Linked DNA regions of Homo sapiens: region 2 is linked to region 1. A link is a loop called in an ENCODE intact Hi-C map of the cell type or tissue named here. Cell type or tissue: chondrocyte. All regions are shown on one strand. Links, peaks and the distances in the headings refer to the core of each region. The heading gives the core; the rest is flanking DNA. Region 1 has its middle 17 kb from the start of HLA-F. Region 2 holds the start of LOC124900227 (small nucleolar RNA SNORA48).

The links. Hi-C counts contacts between places; a loop is a spot of excess contacts. Peaks named below come from ENCODE experiments on the same cell type or tissue, not always from the same donor. Only the 100,000 strongest peaks of a DNase experiment are listed, where the experiment ranks them.
Region 2: a loop joins it to region 1, with 2.2 times the contacts of the local background. A loop is called at or near these places in 4 of 110 quality-filtered maps.

The regions. Positions count from the first base shown.
Region 1 is chr6:29,701,971-29,710,306 of GRCh38, forward strand. It overlaps the pseudogene ZDHHC20P1. Among named protein-coding and RNA genes, the nearest start is that of HLA-F, 17 kb to the right of the region's middle. RefSeq lists a silencer at 1,254-1,368. In chondrocyte, for the core only: CTCF peaks have their summits at 721 (motif pointing right), 961, 3,866 (motif pointing right) and 4,075; no DNase peak of the experiment used is centred there.
Region 2 is chr6:30,127,518-30,135,853 of GRCh38, forward strand. LOC124900227 (small nucleolar RNA SNORA48) reads right to left here and starts at 5,425; the gene lies at 5,288-5,425. In chondrocyte, for the core only: CTCF peaks have their summits at 3,685 (motif pointing left) and 3,899; no DNase peak of the experiment used is centred there.

The DNA of each region.
Region 1 (8,336 bases), core at 245-8,244:
TGACCATAGGCTGCTCAGGGCTGGACTTGGATATGGCCATAAAGTGGTACTGTAGGAAGTGCAGTATCCTGGAATTAATTCCGGACCTTGGAATTAACAGGGCTGGGCCCCTTAGCACCTGCCCTTAGCTCTCCTTTCCCCAGGTCCCTAGAAACCCCCTCCTGATCTACACACACACACACACATGCACACACAACTTCTAACAGGGCCCTTCTCGTTTTTCTCTCCCCCCTGGTTCCTTCCACTCTCCCCCTTCTCTTATGATCCATTTCATCTCCCTTCTGCTCTCTGGACCAAGGCCCCAGGCCCGGACTCCAGGCTTGGAGCTCACAGGCTGATTCCTGGGATGAGCAGCCTCCACCTGCAGGAGCAGCAGCAGGAACAAGGGAGGGGACAGGAGGGCAAGGCCCCATTTTGGAGGCTGAGGGACTAGGTCATGTGGTAGCAATGGTTTGGGGGTGGATGAGCCCCAGATATGATCCCACTGTTTTGGCCTGGAGGTATCTCTTCCCTAAAGCCAAAATCCAGAGTCACTCAGTGGTGGGAGGAAACGTCAGTGTCAACATGGATTTTGGGAAGCTGGATGGACTCAGAGCCTGACTTGAGATCGGGAACCCCCTTGTATGCAGAGCCCTGTCCAGGTGCTGGGAACAGGAGAGCCTGGGAGGTCCTGGCTAGGGAGAAAGGGGAGCGGGGTCTCTGTCCTCGGCCCTGTGGCCACACGGGGGCGCCGCTGCGCTGCTCTCGGATTCTGAGTGCTCTCCGGGACGGGGCTGCGGGCTGAATGGGCAGACGGGGCTGAACCTGAGGTCAACCACGCTGAGACGGAGGTTCCTCCTGAGCACCTCTGGAATCCACAGGACTCAGGTTAGATTTGTTTGTCTTGCAACGTGAGGCAATTGTGGTGTAGCAAGATCTGGCTCTAGAATTCTTATGGCAAAATAGCTGTCATAGAATCCAACTAGAATGAGAGTCCAGGGCCTGGGTTGACTGCCCTGGGCACACCTGACTCTTGATGGGGTTGCCAAAATGTAGCTTGGCATTTACAAAAATTCTTTCCAAAGATTGCATCAAAGTCCAAAAGAATTATGTACAATTTCATTTCTGATGTCTCTGGCTGTGCTTTCGAAAGGGCAGGAAGAGCCATGGAAAGAGGCTGAAAGGCCCCTCTGGGAATTCTCAAATCTCTTTTCATAGCAGTAACTTGGACCTAGACAGCAAAGCCTGAAAGACACAGGTAGAAGGATCGCGAGGCGCAGCCCTCCCTTCTGATCAGCACAGGTATGGCTGTCTGGGCGCTTTTGCCCCTCTGTGTTCAGCAGGATGGACTCTGCAGTGAGGCGCAGCCCCTGTCTCCCCACTGCCCCAGATCAGAAGCATGTTTCCTTATCTTGTTTTCCACACACTCCTTTTCTTTTTCTGTCTTGTGACCACGAATAGAATAGACAGGCAAGGTCCTGTAAGACCAGGTAAAAGATGTTACTGATGCACTTTGGAAGGCTGAGGTGGGCGAATCACAAGGTCAGGAGTTTGAGACCAGCCTGGCCAACATGGTGAAACCCCATCTCTACAAAAAAAATCAAAATAAAAATACAAAATTTAGCCGGGCGTGGTGGCATGTGCCTATAATCCCAGCTACTCAGGAGGCTGAGGCAGGATAATCGCTTGAACCCGGGAGGTGGAGGCTACAGTGAGCAGAGATTGTGACATTGCACTCCAGCCTGGGCGACAGAGTGAGACTCTGTCTCAAAGAAAAAAAAAAAAAGTTAGTGAAATCATGATTGTGAAGGAACAATGGCAAATGGAGAGAAAGAGCAGAGAGACAGACAGAGATAGATACACACGTACACACACACATAGAGAAAATGAATATCCATCCATCCATCCATCCATCTATCCATCCATCCATCCATCCATCTACCCATCCACCCATCCACCCATCCACCTTTCTATCTCCTTGCAAGGTAGGTTCATCAACACTTTTACATTTATGCCCCAGCAAAAATCTTTTTTTGGCTCACACCTGCCCTCCTTCATCCAGCCAACTGACATATTTGCTGAGGTCTTGCCACGTGCCGCACTGGGTGCTGAGCATTGGAGTCTAAACAGGAACAGACCCCTGGGATGCACTCCCGTCCTGGGATGCCCTTCACTGTCCCGTCCCTGGCTGTGAGACATCCTCATCTCCCTGAGGCTCTTGTTTCTGGTCACTGGGAAAAGTCCCTGGCCCACCTCTCTATTGACACCTGGGAGACTCTATCGCTACTTTGAATAAAGCACTGATTTTCAGCATTTATTCTGTATCCACACTTACTAATGCCCTTTCAATTTAGAAGTTGTTACAAACGGGAGGGGTTATAACCTTAGGCACGTTGTTTAAGAGAATTGTAAAAATAAGGAAACATGATGGCAATGGGGTTTTCTGCTTTCTCCCAGAACACTTCATATTCATTTTCTCACCTGTGTTTGGTTGGTTGCAAGGTGGCTTCCACACCCCCAAGTTTATTTCAAGTAGCAGAAACACTTGCTTAGAAAACAAGTACTTTGGGAAATGCAGGGTCTCAGCCTCTGTCCTCAGGACTCCACACATCAGAAAGACATGTGCGTCTCCTCCCACAATCCTGGAGGTGCCCGTGGACTGCAGGTTCGCTCCTCACTGACTTTACTCATGTCCTACTGGAAAAGGATGGATTTCTAGAAATGTCCCAATGGCTTGGAACACTCAATTTCTCTGTGTGCACTGCAAGCAAACTGACAGTTTGACTTTTCAATTCTATTCAATACCTGAAAATAAACTGAATTTTCAGTATATTTCCTTCCAGAGAGTAAACTGAAAAGGGAACCTTTCTAAATTCAGTTATGATTTCCTGAAACATCGAAGAAGGCAAATGTGGGTGCCCTTAAAGACAAGAGAATTCTCTGACCTCAAATTTCATGTAGCAGCTGTAAGGTGGAGCTGGCAGCATCTGTCCCCACCTCTGGGTACACAGCAGAACGTGCCAGCTTTAGGGACCCCGGAGGACACAGCTGCACAGTGTCCGGGGGCATCCAGCAAACCCTCAGGAAGGACTCGGTCCACGCAGGAGCCTCCTTAAGCAACTTCTCCCTGAAAAACCCTGAAGTCTTAGAAATCCATAAAGAAAAAAGATATTCATGTCTCTGATAAAGAAAAGAAATGCCAGCAATCCAGCACTGAGAAGGGAAGCTACGAGACCACATTTTCTGCATGTGGAGAAGACACGTCTAATGGAGAGGTGGGAACTTGTCTCAAAAGTGTTGGGCCGCAGTGAGAGGGTGTGGTCGTCACTGCCACCACCCGCTGCTCACTCAGTGACCCCTCCCCATTGTAACTAACGGGCCAGTGAAGAGAAACACTTTTCGTCTGCTTGTACTGAAATAAGGCTATTACAATAAATCATCTCTGTGGTTGATTTTTCACTTAAGGATGGGATAACTGGGGAAATTGGTGCCTGTAGTGCAGGTTTTAAAGAAGCTCCCAGAAGCCCTTCTGAGGCCATCTCCAGGAGGCTGCCCCAGCGGGTATGAGGCCTTGCGCTTCTGCCATCCTGTGTGTCCCTGTGATGGAATTTTGGCCCAGCTAGGGATGGCAAGAGGCCAGGTCATCGCAGGTGGTCTGCAGGCCTGGTGAGGAAGGACAATGACAGACGGGGAGGCAGAAAGGCACACATATGACCAGACCTCCCCCTGGGTCCTGCTCCCATTCCTCTGTCCATCGCTCTTGCTCTGTCTGCCCTAGGGGAAATTTCCTGAAGGAAACAGGAAAAGGAACCTCTATTCCTCGCTGCATATCTTTTATGTAGGCCTTTCCTGTTATTCAAGCATATCCCCAGCAGATGGCAGAGAAGACATTTCAATTTCGTGCCTCTGCTTTTCCTCCCCCTCCTCCAACCGGAAAGTCAGGACCAAGGGAATGGATGAAGGCATTAAAGGTATAAATGAGAATGGGTGATAATTTCCCTTTCTCTGAGCTGGGGAGTCCCATTGCAAGGGTGGGAATAGAAATGTCCAGTGTAACCATTCAGAGATGACAGATACTGCCCTGAAAACAGTCACAAAATCAAACCATGATGTGCCTCCCTGGGCTCCTTGGCTCTGGGCTGCTGCTTTCTTTTATTGAGAATCTAAGAGGTGCTGAGCATTCAGTTAAAACGGGACTCAAGGGTTCCTGCATTGTCCTCTGCCTTAATTGCATTTGAAAATATATTTTGTCAGTTCAATCCTTCTCCTGCCCGTCTCTGTTTCTCTTTTTAAAGAAGCTGAACATTGGCACCTTCAAAAGAAAATTGCTAACATGTGAAATAATATATTGTCTAGGATTTAGTTGAAAATAACCTGGTGTTGGGCTATGGTTGAGGATGTAGATAAATCAAGAGTGGGTGTTACTGAGTGAAGGGTACAGTGAAGGTCACTTTACTCTTCTGTCTACTTCTGTGTTTGCTTAAAATATTTGTACAAGTTTAAAAAAATAAGAACCAGGGTTACCAGGGGGCATGGCATATGCTGAATAATCATGAGATACCGGTTATAATTTCAAACAAATCTCCAATAAAAATAGATAATAATTTGAAGTCAAACCACAGGGACAAAATGTTTTTAGATGTCTCCAAATTCCTCACTTCCCTCCTCTAAATTCAGGTGGGTCACTTCATACTTTCTCCCAACCGCAGGTTCCCAATAGGCAGGTCCTAGAGCCCAACCTTGGTGGGGCAGGGAGTAGGGATTTAAAAACTGCATGATGATCAACAGCAGGAAAGAGGATTGGGGCTGAGAGGGGAGGAGAGGCAGGCAGGAGACCCCTGGGGAGTTGCTGCCCCAAGGAACTCCTTCTTCACCCTCTGAGAGAAAGTGTCACAGGACCACAGACCCTTGGTCTTCATAGATCCCATAACCTCCCCCGAATTGTATGTAAAATTGTGTGGGAATGCAGGTGAGTGCATTTCAGCTGGGGCTGGCTTTGACAAGGCTGTGGCCTGCAGTAGATATCAAAGTAGTCATCTAGGTCTCGTGTAGATGATGGAAAACTCGATGGGAGGGAGACACGGTGCCTTGACCCAGAGTCAATGCCAATAAACTTGGCTAGGACATAGTACCCAGTCATTTAATCAAAACCTAATCTAGATGTTGCTGTGAAGATATTTAGTACATGTGGTTAACATTTACAATCAGTTGACTTTATGAAAAGGAAATTACCCTCAATAATGTAGATGGACCTCATCCAATCAGTAGAAGGCTTTAAGAGCAGAAACTACAGTTTCCCAGAAAAGAAGAAATTCTGTCTTAAGACTACCATATCAACTTCTGTCTGCATTTTCAGCCTGCTGGCGTATCCTACAGATTTCACACTTGCCACCGTAATAATTGCATGAGTCAGTTTCATAACACGAATAAAACACACACATACACACACACACACACACACACACACACACACACACCCCTTATTGGTTCTGTTTCTCTGTTGAATCCAGAATAATACAGATTTTGGTACTTAGAGTGATTCTAGAGGAAGAGAATCCTTTTAAAACGTTTATAGCCAACAATAAAAAACTTTATTAAAAATGTTGAAAAGCATAAAACGGTAATTATAAATTAGCAAACACCCAACAAGAAAAGCACTTATTTTCTTTTCCTTATACAGTACAAGAAAGAGTAATTGGGATCTCATTCACTTTCAGCCACCATTTGCCCTAGATGTCCTTCACTCAAAACAAGTTTTTAGCTTGTGTTTTTGGAGTGGAAACTCACATGGCTACTAAGAAACAACTCTAAAAATGTAACTTAGACACTCAAAATTCCATGTGCCATGTTAACATGTAATGATGGTTCATATTACAGCATCTCACAATAGGTAAGCATTATTTCCAAAGTAAAATTAAGTCACATTTGTGGTTGCTAGTGAATGCGGCACAAATGGACCCTGAAGATTCAGGCATTGTTCTGCTCTGGAGTAGGACATCTGTGGCTCCAGCAAACTGTACAAAGGCTTTTTTTTTTTTTTAATGTATCTTCCGTGATACTTCAATTATTTCACCTTATTAATCATTTTCTTGCAAACAAAACTGAAAATATCAGTTCATAATGTGTTTCCATACACCTTGCCCTTATTCAAATGGTTATGAACAAGTGGTCTTCCATTTTCTATTGCCGCTGTAATTATTTGTTCCTGATCTGGCAACACCTTCTTCAGCTCCTTTCTCTGGCCACCGAGATTAACAGTCCAACAAGCGGTCTTTTGATTCACTAAGTGGCTTAATAGGACAACGTTGATTTGAGCCAATACTTCTGGCATGTTCATTTCAATTTGTAACTTTTTTCTGAATTCATCCCCACAAGGTGAGCTGGAAAACTGCAACCATAACCAAAGCTAGAAAATACTGGAAGTAGCCAATATTTCTCTTCATCACCAAAGACTGGTCTCTAATTTTTACTATTGTTCTATTTTTTCCAGCCAGCCAACAGTAGTAGCTGAAAAGCGAGAGCACACTGATGAAGAACACTGCGGGCACAAAGAAAAGGAAAAGTATGTGGAGCTTTGCTGTGTATCTCTTAGTTCATTCTACTCACTAGAACGTGGCGTTCTCAGGAATTGACGTCCTCCAGGCCCCCAGATGAGGGTAGTGAGCACCCTGAGAGCCAGCTGGACTCCCCTCTTGGTGTGTTACTGCACAGCCACAGCCTCTGGGTAGGGAGTTGTCCTGCACTTCTGGAATCATCTTTTTGGTCATGGTGGCTACTGCTGTACTGTCCTTCTGAGGTCAGTGAGATAGGGTGTTCACAGCCTCACTTGAAAGGAAACAAGAGACTTGTCAGGTTGATGGAGAGAACAAGCTGTTCGACAGTGCGCAAACCATATCCTGGGCTTGTGGTTAGAACATCCTGCAGCAAAGAGGTAGAAGAGCCAAGGGAGGCATCCCCACATCTGAGGAAGCCCAGAAACCCATGAATAGCGTCCTTGGGCTGACCTATGCTCATTACAATAGTAGCAAACACAACTCTGAGAGGGAAGTTAAGATGCTAATGAGACGTAAGATGTGTGTGCTGATATGTACAACCACAGTGCATGCACGTTCAAGAGACCACAGAACATGCTTAAAACAATACCCCTTCCCACCTATTCATGAATAATCATGTAAGACTCCCGTGAGGGGAGGGTACTGTCTCTCTTTTGAGCAGCTGCTCTGATCAGCTGTCAGAGTGTACTTTCACTTTGCAATAAATTCTCTTGCTGACTTTTACTTTGGACTTGCTCTCAAATTCTTTTGTGTGGCAAAGTCAAGAACCTGAACCGGCCCATTGGCTACATTTCCTTCCTTTTTTCTTTCTTTCTGTATCTTGTTGCTAGGGATAACTTTGCCCCTGCTGGCAGCATGCCCCTGAGGATGGCACCCTGTGGCTGGCGTCTTCCTTGGCTTGGCCTCGGGTCACTAAGCATAGCCCATGGTAGGAGGTTCTGAGAATGAGTGGCACTGCCTTGTGCAACGGTCCCCATGGGAGTGGCCCACAGGTGCTTGCATCTGTGGCATTTTCACAACTGTTTAAAAAGACTCAAGAATGTACTGTGGGAGGAGAGCAGGTCTGGAGACTCACCTGTGTCCCCCACCTGCTCATCTGCATGGCCGTGTGCCTGACATGGTCAGAAATGAGAAATGCTGCTGCCCCTTTGCAAAGCACTACTTAGTTTTTCTCTTCTTGAAGGTGGTGGCACGATGCCCAGGTTGAGATGGACGCAGGAGTCAGCATCCTAAAGTAAAAGGAGAGACTTTAACAGAAATACCTGAGCTTTTCAATGAGAATGAACAGGGCCTTTTACCCTCTGGCAACTGTGTATTTCCCATTGACATGTTTCTTGTCCTCAGAATGGTTTTTCCTTTTTGCAGGTGGTTTATTGAAAAAGGAAAGGACAGAAAAGAAAAAGCAGGAGAAGGTGTATGGGAAGCTGGGACCCTGGCCCTGTGCAGGGGAGATACAAGGTGCTTCTGGGGAGGCTGCCGCCATCTGGGGCACTGGCACATGGGGCACGGCAGGGCTCGCCTTCCTGATGATGCCGCCTATCCCAGTTGCCCACCAGAAGTTGCAGTGCCCAGATTAGTTTTGTATTGATGGAAATTAAAAAAAAATTATATTACATAATTTTATGCTTTTTGAAAATAGCTAATAAACTTTTATGGCTAAGTTGTTAGTAATGGTAATCTCTCTAATCTGCTTAAAGACGGTCAAATCTGCAGGGTTCCCATCTCCACTGGACACCTGTGCTTCCTGTGGGGTCTATTTTCCAGTGGCTTTCCCTGTTGGTTGCCCCTGTGACTGCTGACATC
Region 2 (8,336 bases), core at 308-8,307, 430 kb after region 1:
CGTTTTAGAAAAGCTGTATTTGAAAAGCAACCGATTGGGGTGAAGGCGGGGGAGCGGAATCCTGATTACACTGTCCCAATTTCAGTTGAGGTGGGCTTTTAAAAGAAATCCCAATTCACACATTCGATCAGGTTAGTTACAAGAAAGGCTGGGAGGAGGTGGGGCTGGAAACACCAGAGGGCCCAGATGTCCGTTGGCGACGGTCTTCTGCAAACGACAGAGCGCAAGCCTTGCCCCTGGAATTCTAGAGCCGCCGCAAAGATAGGAACTCAAAACGACCCGAGCCCCGGAGCCGCAGCCCCTCGGGACGGTCACGAGCAGAGCTCCCAAGGGGACCGCTGGGGACTGGGCGGGGGCTCTGCTTCTCACCTGTTCCTTCTCTATCCACTGAGCCCTGACACGTAGGACCAGCGCTACTAACAGACTTGTTTTCCGGTTCAGCTCCCCTTAGGGCTCCTGTTGGAAACCGACCCTATCTGGGGAGCCTGTCTGGGCCACTCCCATTGCCGGAGAACTCTCCTGGGGCGGGGAGATGGCCCAGGTTTGTGGGGCTTGAAAGCTTACACAGTGTTGTGTCTTTTCAAGAAAAAGGATACAGCCGGGCACGGTGGCTCACGCCTGTAATCCCGGTACTTTGGGTGGCCGAGGTGGGTGGATCACGAGGTCAGGAGATCGAGACCATCCTGGCCAACATGGTGAAACCTCGTCTCCACTAAAAATACAAAAAATTAGCTGGGCATAGTGGCATGTGCCTGTAATCCCAGCTACTCGGGCGGCTGAGCCAGGAGAATCTCTTGAACCAGGGAGGCGGAGGTTGCAGTGAGGCAGTGAGCCAAGATCGTTGCCACTACACTCAGGTCTGGCGACAGAGCAACACTCCGTCTCAAAATAAAAAAATTAAAAAAAAAAGGAAAGAAAGAAAAGAAAAAGGATACAGAATTTGACAAAATTAAGAATAAAAGCAAATATGACTTACAATGAGGAAAAACAATGACAGCAAATGATAAATGTTTAAAAACTGACATATCACAAACATCAAAAAATCCCCCCAAAATTCTAATAACTGCTTGAACCACCCCTATATTTTCCCATTTATATTTTTTGATTCCCTCTTCATTCGACAACACTTTTGTAATGTATTTTCCTGGGTGAGAATGAATAATTTGGTATTTCGTCTAGCATAGTTAAGCAAAAAAAGTTTTTATTGAAAGTTTAGAAAAGTTAATATCCATTTCACAATCGTTATTGGTAATAATATGCAAATTTTTAGTGCTATTAATTTTGGAGAAGCCTCTGTGAAGAGTTTCCTATGTAAGCCTGAGATTTCAGGGCATTTCAAGTTTTCTTGGGCAGTGACTAATCTTAAATACTCTTTTAAGTTGCTGAAAGTCATTGGCCTGTTTTTCGTTAAGTCCTTGTTGTAAAGGTGTAGTATGAAACTGTTTGTAGATGTCAATATTTTATGCCAAAACAACAAGTTTTTTAAGTTTTAATGTGTTTATGTGGTTAATTCTTCATCAAGTGATTGTCAAACAATCTAGGCATCTATTCTATTTAAAATGTATCCCTTCCCTTCAATAAATTGCTGGTTTTGGCTGGAACCAAACTTTTTTTCTTCTTCCAATTCCTTTTCTGATGTCAGAATAACTTCTATTAATTTCATGTGCAAATATGCAAGAGATCATTTTATTTCATGATGTATGTATAATTGTATATGCATATTTAATAAGTATATTCCTAAAGAAGAGAGCTTCCATTTTGACTAGACTTTGATGAGACTGAGTAATACGCTTATAATTTTCTACATCTAGGGGTTAAAAGGATTTATTGGCTTCACTGTCCACAGACTTCTGGTGCCTCATGTCACAGCACACATTCTTATTGTGACAGATCTCTGACCTTTCACTTTAGTCTCTGATGTCAGGTGAGTTATCTCAGTGGGTGGTGGTTCCTGTAAGCCACTTCTACACTGAGACGGGTAGCAATAACTTGACTATACATGAAAGTGCTTATGAACCACATATCCTAGTAATCTCAAACAATGTAATCCCAACTTAATTTCCCCTTAGCTAGAACCCCCACATGCTACCTGATACAAGAGAAACTGTGACAGAGGGAAGTTGACGTGGAAGGAGACAGTAATCCTAACCGTGGTTAAAATATGTTACTTTTGCAAATTTTACAAAACACTTAGCATGACCATATTGAACACATTGCTTGGAATTCCAGGGTCTTGGAAAGAACCAGTGCAAGGGATGAACTTAATGGCAGAGCTTCCTCTGCACACTTCACGACTGCAACAGGCTTGTCCCTGAAGTCTCTCCGCTGGGGTCCCACTTCAGGCTGACGTACTGTCTGTGTCACCGAACATCACTCTCTGCATTTGCTTACCCTTTTTGATTCTTCCCTGTGCCTCAGTTTGGAGTTGGAAGCTCATAAATTCCCCTATTATAGGGAAGTGGCTGATTGTGTAACCCTATCCTTTTGTTGAAATAGGTGTGTCCAGTTAAGTATTTACTGTAAACCAGCCCCTCATACGCATTCCACTGGGGGTGGATTCATTGCTTTCTACAACCTCGCCATATGTAATGTCCACACTGGTCCATCTGGCTGTGCTTCTCAAGATCAGCTGTTTTGTAGGACTTGAAATAAGGATTCCTTAACAACCTGGTGAATGCCTAATAGCCTCAATACATTTCAGGCTGTTTTAGTTTTGTTTATTTGGTTTTCGTGTTTTGTGGTGAGAACACTTAAAATCTACTCTCTCAGCAATTTTCAAGAACACAGTGTACCATTACTAACAAATCACCAGAAGGTACAACAGATCTCTTGAAGTATTCCTCCTTGAAGTAACTGAAACTTTGTATCCTTTGACCAACCCATCCCCATGCCCACCACGCCCAGACTTTGGTAACCACCATTGTATTAATACTGTCTGCTTCTACCAGTTAACCTTTTTACACTCTAAGTGAGGTCATGCTGTATTGGAGGTTGTTTCCTCCACGCGACTGGGTGGAATTCAGAGGTTCCTACCAATAACTCATTTCTTTCACCAGCAGCTCCCAAGGGCTCTGCTGAGTCCCCCATGCCTCCTGAATCTGAGATCTTGAACCCCTGCTCCTCCCCAACCCTGTTTTTCTGAGAACTGCCTCATCAAACATAGAGCATAGCAACTTTCCTGAGATTTCTCTAAATTTCCTCTTATTCAGGTCACTGTGCATGACAGATTGACTGCTTGATTCCTGGAAGTCTAGGGATAAAAAGTATTGAGTGCTGGTCTAAAGGACAGGTTTCAGCAGAGGACACAATCTCAGAGCAGACAACTTAAGTTTCAGTATTAGGCATTTCCGTTCTTAAACATTCCTTCACTATTTCTGCCCAAGACATTTCTCACTGGTAAACTTTCCTTGTTGGTTACCTGCCTTCTGCAGCCCTGCAGGCTCTGTCTCTCTCCTGGGCCACCCCTCTTCCTCTTACACAGTTTTATGCTCCCCTTCCCTTCTCTTTCCTTCCATCTTCAGTCTACATATTTCACGGCTAGCTTTCCACAGCCAGATGTTTCTTGCCCTGAGGAATTATGCTATCAGTTTTTAAGCCACCGTTTAAAAGACGGTTGCCAGTGCCCTAGAGTCTTGGCAACAATGCTCCACCTTCCGGAGGTGAAGCGAAATGGTGTCCTGTCTTGAAAGACAGCGCCACCTACTGTCCATCAAGAGACAGCTGCCGAAAACAGCTGAATGACCCTGTTCATTGCCTGTTCTGGGGAGGGTGGCAGATAATCCAGGCAAGAATAATTCGAAGGTACATTGAACTTGAGGTGGTGATGGAACACTTAAGAATGCACAGAAGTTTAAACTCAATAGGGATAGTAATACCAAGCTGGCATCGGGCCTCAGGGAGGTTACAGGATCTGCATAGTGCTAACAACTGTGCATCGGTAGAATGGGAATCTGAATCCGGACACTCCGCCTGTGAAGTCCACGTAGCTCCACCTCGCTGCACTAAGATAGAGTAGATCTCCTTTTATGGATGATCAAATAAGTGAGAGGGAACCCAGGAGCCAGTGGAGAGGAGAATTTTAAGGAGGGGACTGCTGATGATCTAAAGTTTGAGTCATCAGTTTGGATGTGAACTGAGAAAATACCGCTGGGATTTGAGTTTAGGACTTAGTTGGAGACCCTTAGAGAGTGGTTTAGGGTGCCCAGCCCTGGGATAGGCATAGGAGAGTATGGAAAGACAGAAAGACATAGTCCTATCCCTCATGAAGCTAAATGTGAGCCAAAGCCAGGGAAGTTGGCAAAAATCAAATGGTAATAAATGAGACGGTGATTTAGGAAAGAGAGATCCATGTAGAACCTGCAGGCCCCTCTGACACCTTTGTGAAAATTAGGATGGATCAGTTCACTTTCTTGGGGCCATTGCTGCCCTGAGCCAGAGCCCACAGCTTGGCAAGCAACCTCTGGGCTAGGTCTCAGCCCCCATTCATCAGAATGAAGACTGACTTGTTAGGAAAGTTTCATTCAGGAAACTGGGACTTGAGCTGGGCTTCCACTGATGTGAAGGGTTTGGAGCAGCTGTGTGAAAGAGGTAGGAGTTAGGTCTTCCCTGCTGGGAAATGTCAAAACAGAGGCAATTAAGAGTCATAAAGGAGAGAGAGAAGACAAAAATCACCTGACTCTTGGCTCCAGTATTTTTAAAGCATGAGAAATTAGATAAGATCACTCCTTTAAAACAGTTACTGAGCACCTAATATATTCAAGGAGCTATGCCGAATAGGCTGACTCAGGGAAATAAGGACCCTGACAGTTGCGCATTAGTTTGTAGTTTATGAAGCACATCCATTTCCAGCTATGACATTTTGTCCACTTTCTTGTAAAGGAGGCTGAAGTTGTGGCTGCCCCTGAACATGAAGCTACAAATCTCCACAATTAGGACCATAATCCAGATTCTTTGACTAGTCCAGAATTCCTTTCATTCTGACCATCCTCTTCTTAAACATTTTAAAATTTAGGTAATTGTTTAGATAGATGGCACATTTGCTGGCTCAAAATTTTAAAAACACAGGAAAAAGTCTCCCTCTTGCCCCTGGTTTCCACACATCTAGTTTCTCTCTCCAGAAGCAAATTTTACTAGTTCATTGATATATTCTTCCAGAGATGTTCTTTGCATAAAAAGCAAATAAGAATATTTATTCTTCCCCGATTTGTGCAAATAATAGCATATTATACACACTGTTCTGTACCTTGCTTTTAAATTTAATTTATTTTTATTTTTTAAAATCAGTAATCTATGTGTCCAAAGCATAAACCAGGCATGGGCATAGACCAGAAGCCAAGCTGGGATAAACAGGGGGTTGCTTTGTTCCTGTCTGATGTGAGATGGGCACCATTAAGCTTTTTTTTTTTTTTTTTTCGAGACAGAGTCTGGCTCTGTCATCCAGGCTGGAGTACAGTGGCGCAATCTCGGCTCACTGCAAGCTCCACCTCCCGGGTTCACGCCATTCTCCTACTTCAGCCTCCCGAGTAGCTGGGACTACAGGCACCCGCCACCATGCCCGGCTAATGAGACAGGGTTTCACCATGTTAGCCAGGATGGTCTCGATCTCCTGACCTCGTGATCCACCTGTCTCGGCCTCCCAAAGTGTTGGGATTACAGGCGTGAGCCACCATGCCTGGCCAAGCTTTTTTTTTTTTAATGTATCAATTTATGTTGGAGATTATTCCAATAGCAAAAGTTCCCTTCCACACCCCACCCCCTACTAATGGCTGCACAATGTTCTATTGTATGAATGTAGCTAGTTTATTTAGCTTAACTTCCGTTGATGAACATTTGTTTTTTTTCTAAAATTTGAAGCAAATGTTTCTAAAACATTGATGCAATAGGTATATGCATATATTATTTCACATATGCATGAATATATATGTAAAATTTCTAACATCAGAATTGCTGGCTCAAAGAGAATGTACATTTGTAATCTTGGAGGAAATTCTCAAATTCCTACTCCTCTAAAGGAGGAGTACTAATTGGCATTCCCATCAGCAGTGTATGGGAGTGCCAATTTCCTCACACACTTACCAACACTGTGTTACCAAATGTTTGGATTTCTGTCAATCTGATAGGAAAAATAGTATGTCAGTGTTATTTTAATTTGTATTTTCTTCATGAGATTGAGATTATCTTTTAATATGCTTTAGAGACATTTGGTATTTCTTTTTCTATGAAATGTCTGCTGAGATACCTCTGCCCAATTTTCTTCTTGGTAGTTGATAAATTCTTATTTGCAAGAGCTGTATATAAAAGGTAATTAGCCCTTTGATTTTGATGGCAGTTGTAAATATTTTTCTTCTTCCAATGGTATTTCGTCATTTGTCTCTTGACATTGCACTTACGGTTTTTTTTCCCCCATGCAGGTCTTTTTTAATGTGGCTGAATTTATCTTTCTTTCCTTTTATGGTTTCTACATTTGAAACATTCTCAAGCTACTGCTAGTTAAATACAGTGGATTTCTGCCTTCAAGTTGCTCAATAAACCAGTAGGAAAATCAAGAAAAGTACCTAAGTAACTAGTAGAAGTTACTATATAGTCAGTACTATAAGTTGGTACAAAGTGCTGTTTCTTCATCTGTCTATCCATACATCTAATTATCAATCTATCTTTCCATCTGTCCATTAATCCATCCATTTATCAAGCTTTTACTGAATCCTTTCTAAGAGCAAGAAAAGGTATATATAGAGAGATGACATTTTATGGTAATGAAGCCCATGGGCTGGGATAAGAGACACCCAGATCTGAATCCCAGCTCTATGTTTACACCACTGTGGCCTTGGGCAGGTTACTTAATCTGTCCACATTTTTGTTTCTTATACTATTTCATGAGATACGACAGGAACGTAGATTGTGGAGGGGTCAAGGATTGAAGGTTAAAAAACAGACATTGTCGGAAATGCCTTAGGAAGAGAACTATAAGTGAGTACAATGCCTACATTTATAATTTCAGGTGGTGAAATCTGAATCCTGACAAGGTCAAGAGAGTGGCCACTAGGGTGGGTGGCAAAAGCAAAGGTCATTGGATGTGAGCAGGACAAGAACTGAAAGGCCTTGGTGTTAAATGATCATGTACATAGTCTTTGAAATCACCAGGATCATGGTAATTTCACAGCCAGATGAAGGGCAAGTTCTGGGAGGATCCTGAGCACAGGAGCTTCTGTCCCCGGTGGAGTGTGGGATGTGCCACCCTCCCAGCATGTGGATGCACTCACCAACCTGGAATCTCTCCAAACCTCTTTGTTCAGGATCTTACAGAGGTTCCATTATTTAGGTATGATTGATCAAATCACTGGCTGTTGGTGATTAACTCAGTCCCTGGGCTCCTCTCCCCTCCCCAGAGGTCAGAGGTGAGACTGAAAGTTCCAACCAGCCAGGCGTGGTGGTTCACGCCTGTAATCCCAGCATTTTGGGAGGCCAAGGCAGGCAGGTAACCTGAGGTCAGGAGTTCGAGACCAGCCTGGCCAACATGGTGAAACCCCGTCTCTACTAAAAATACAAAATATTAGCTGGGCATGGTGGTGTGCACCTGTAATCCCAGCTACTCGGGAGGCTGAGGCAGGAGATTCGCTGGAACCTGGGAGGCAGAGGTTGCAGTGAGCTGAGATAGTGCCGTTGCTCTCCAGCTTGGGCAACAAGAGTGAAACTCTGTCTCAAAAAAAAAAAAAAAAAAAGAAAGAAAGAAAGAAAGATCCCACCCTCTAATCACATGGTTCTTCTGCCAACCAGCCCCCATTCTTCCTCCAAGAGTCACCTCATTAGCATAAACCCTGGTATGGTTGAAAAGGGCTTATTATGAATAATAAAAGATACACTCATCAGAACATAACCATGTGGTAAGTTGAGGTGCATCAGGAATTAAGATGATTCAACTTAAAATTTTTGACTTTATGATGGGTTTACTGGGGTATTGAGTACACTTTCACCTTACAATATTTCTGACTTCAGTGAATTCACTGGGACGTAACCCCATCATAAGTTAAGGATCATCTGTTCAAGGGTTTTAGGAGCTCTGTGCCAAGACTAATTATATATATATCTCACAAGATCACACAACCCACAGCAAACAGTGGCAAAGTGGGATTGAGGGAGGAGGCTCTGAAATGAGGTTTTCAACAAGCGTCTTGGACCCTTAGAAGTTTCAAGTGACAGCCCTTATTAGTGGCACCCCTTAGGGGCTCCCTCAAACTCAATGCCAAGACTAGCCTGACTGGAGGGAACTTAGACAATGGAGTGGGCATTTGATGTTCCAGCATCTTGAGTGGGTGCCATTATTCTGTGACACCTGGATC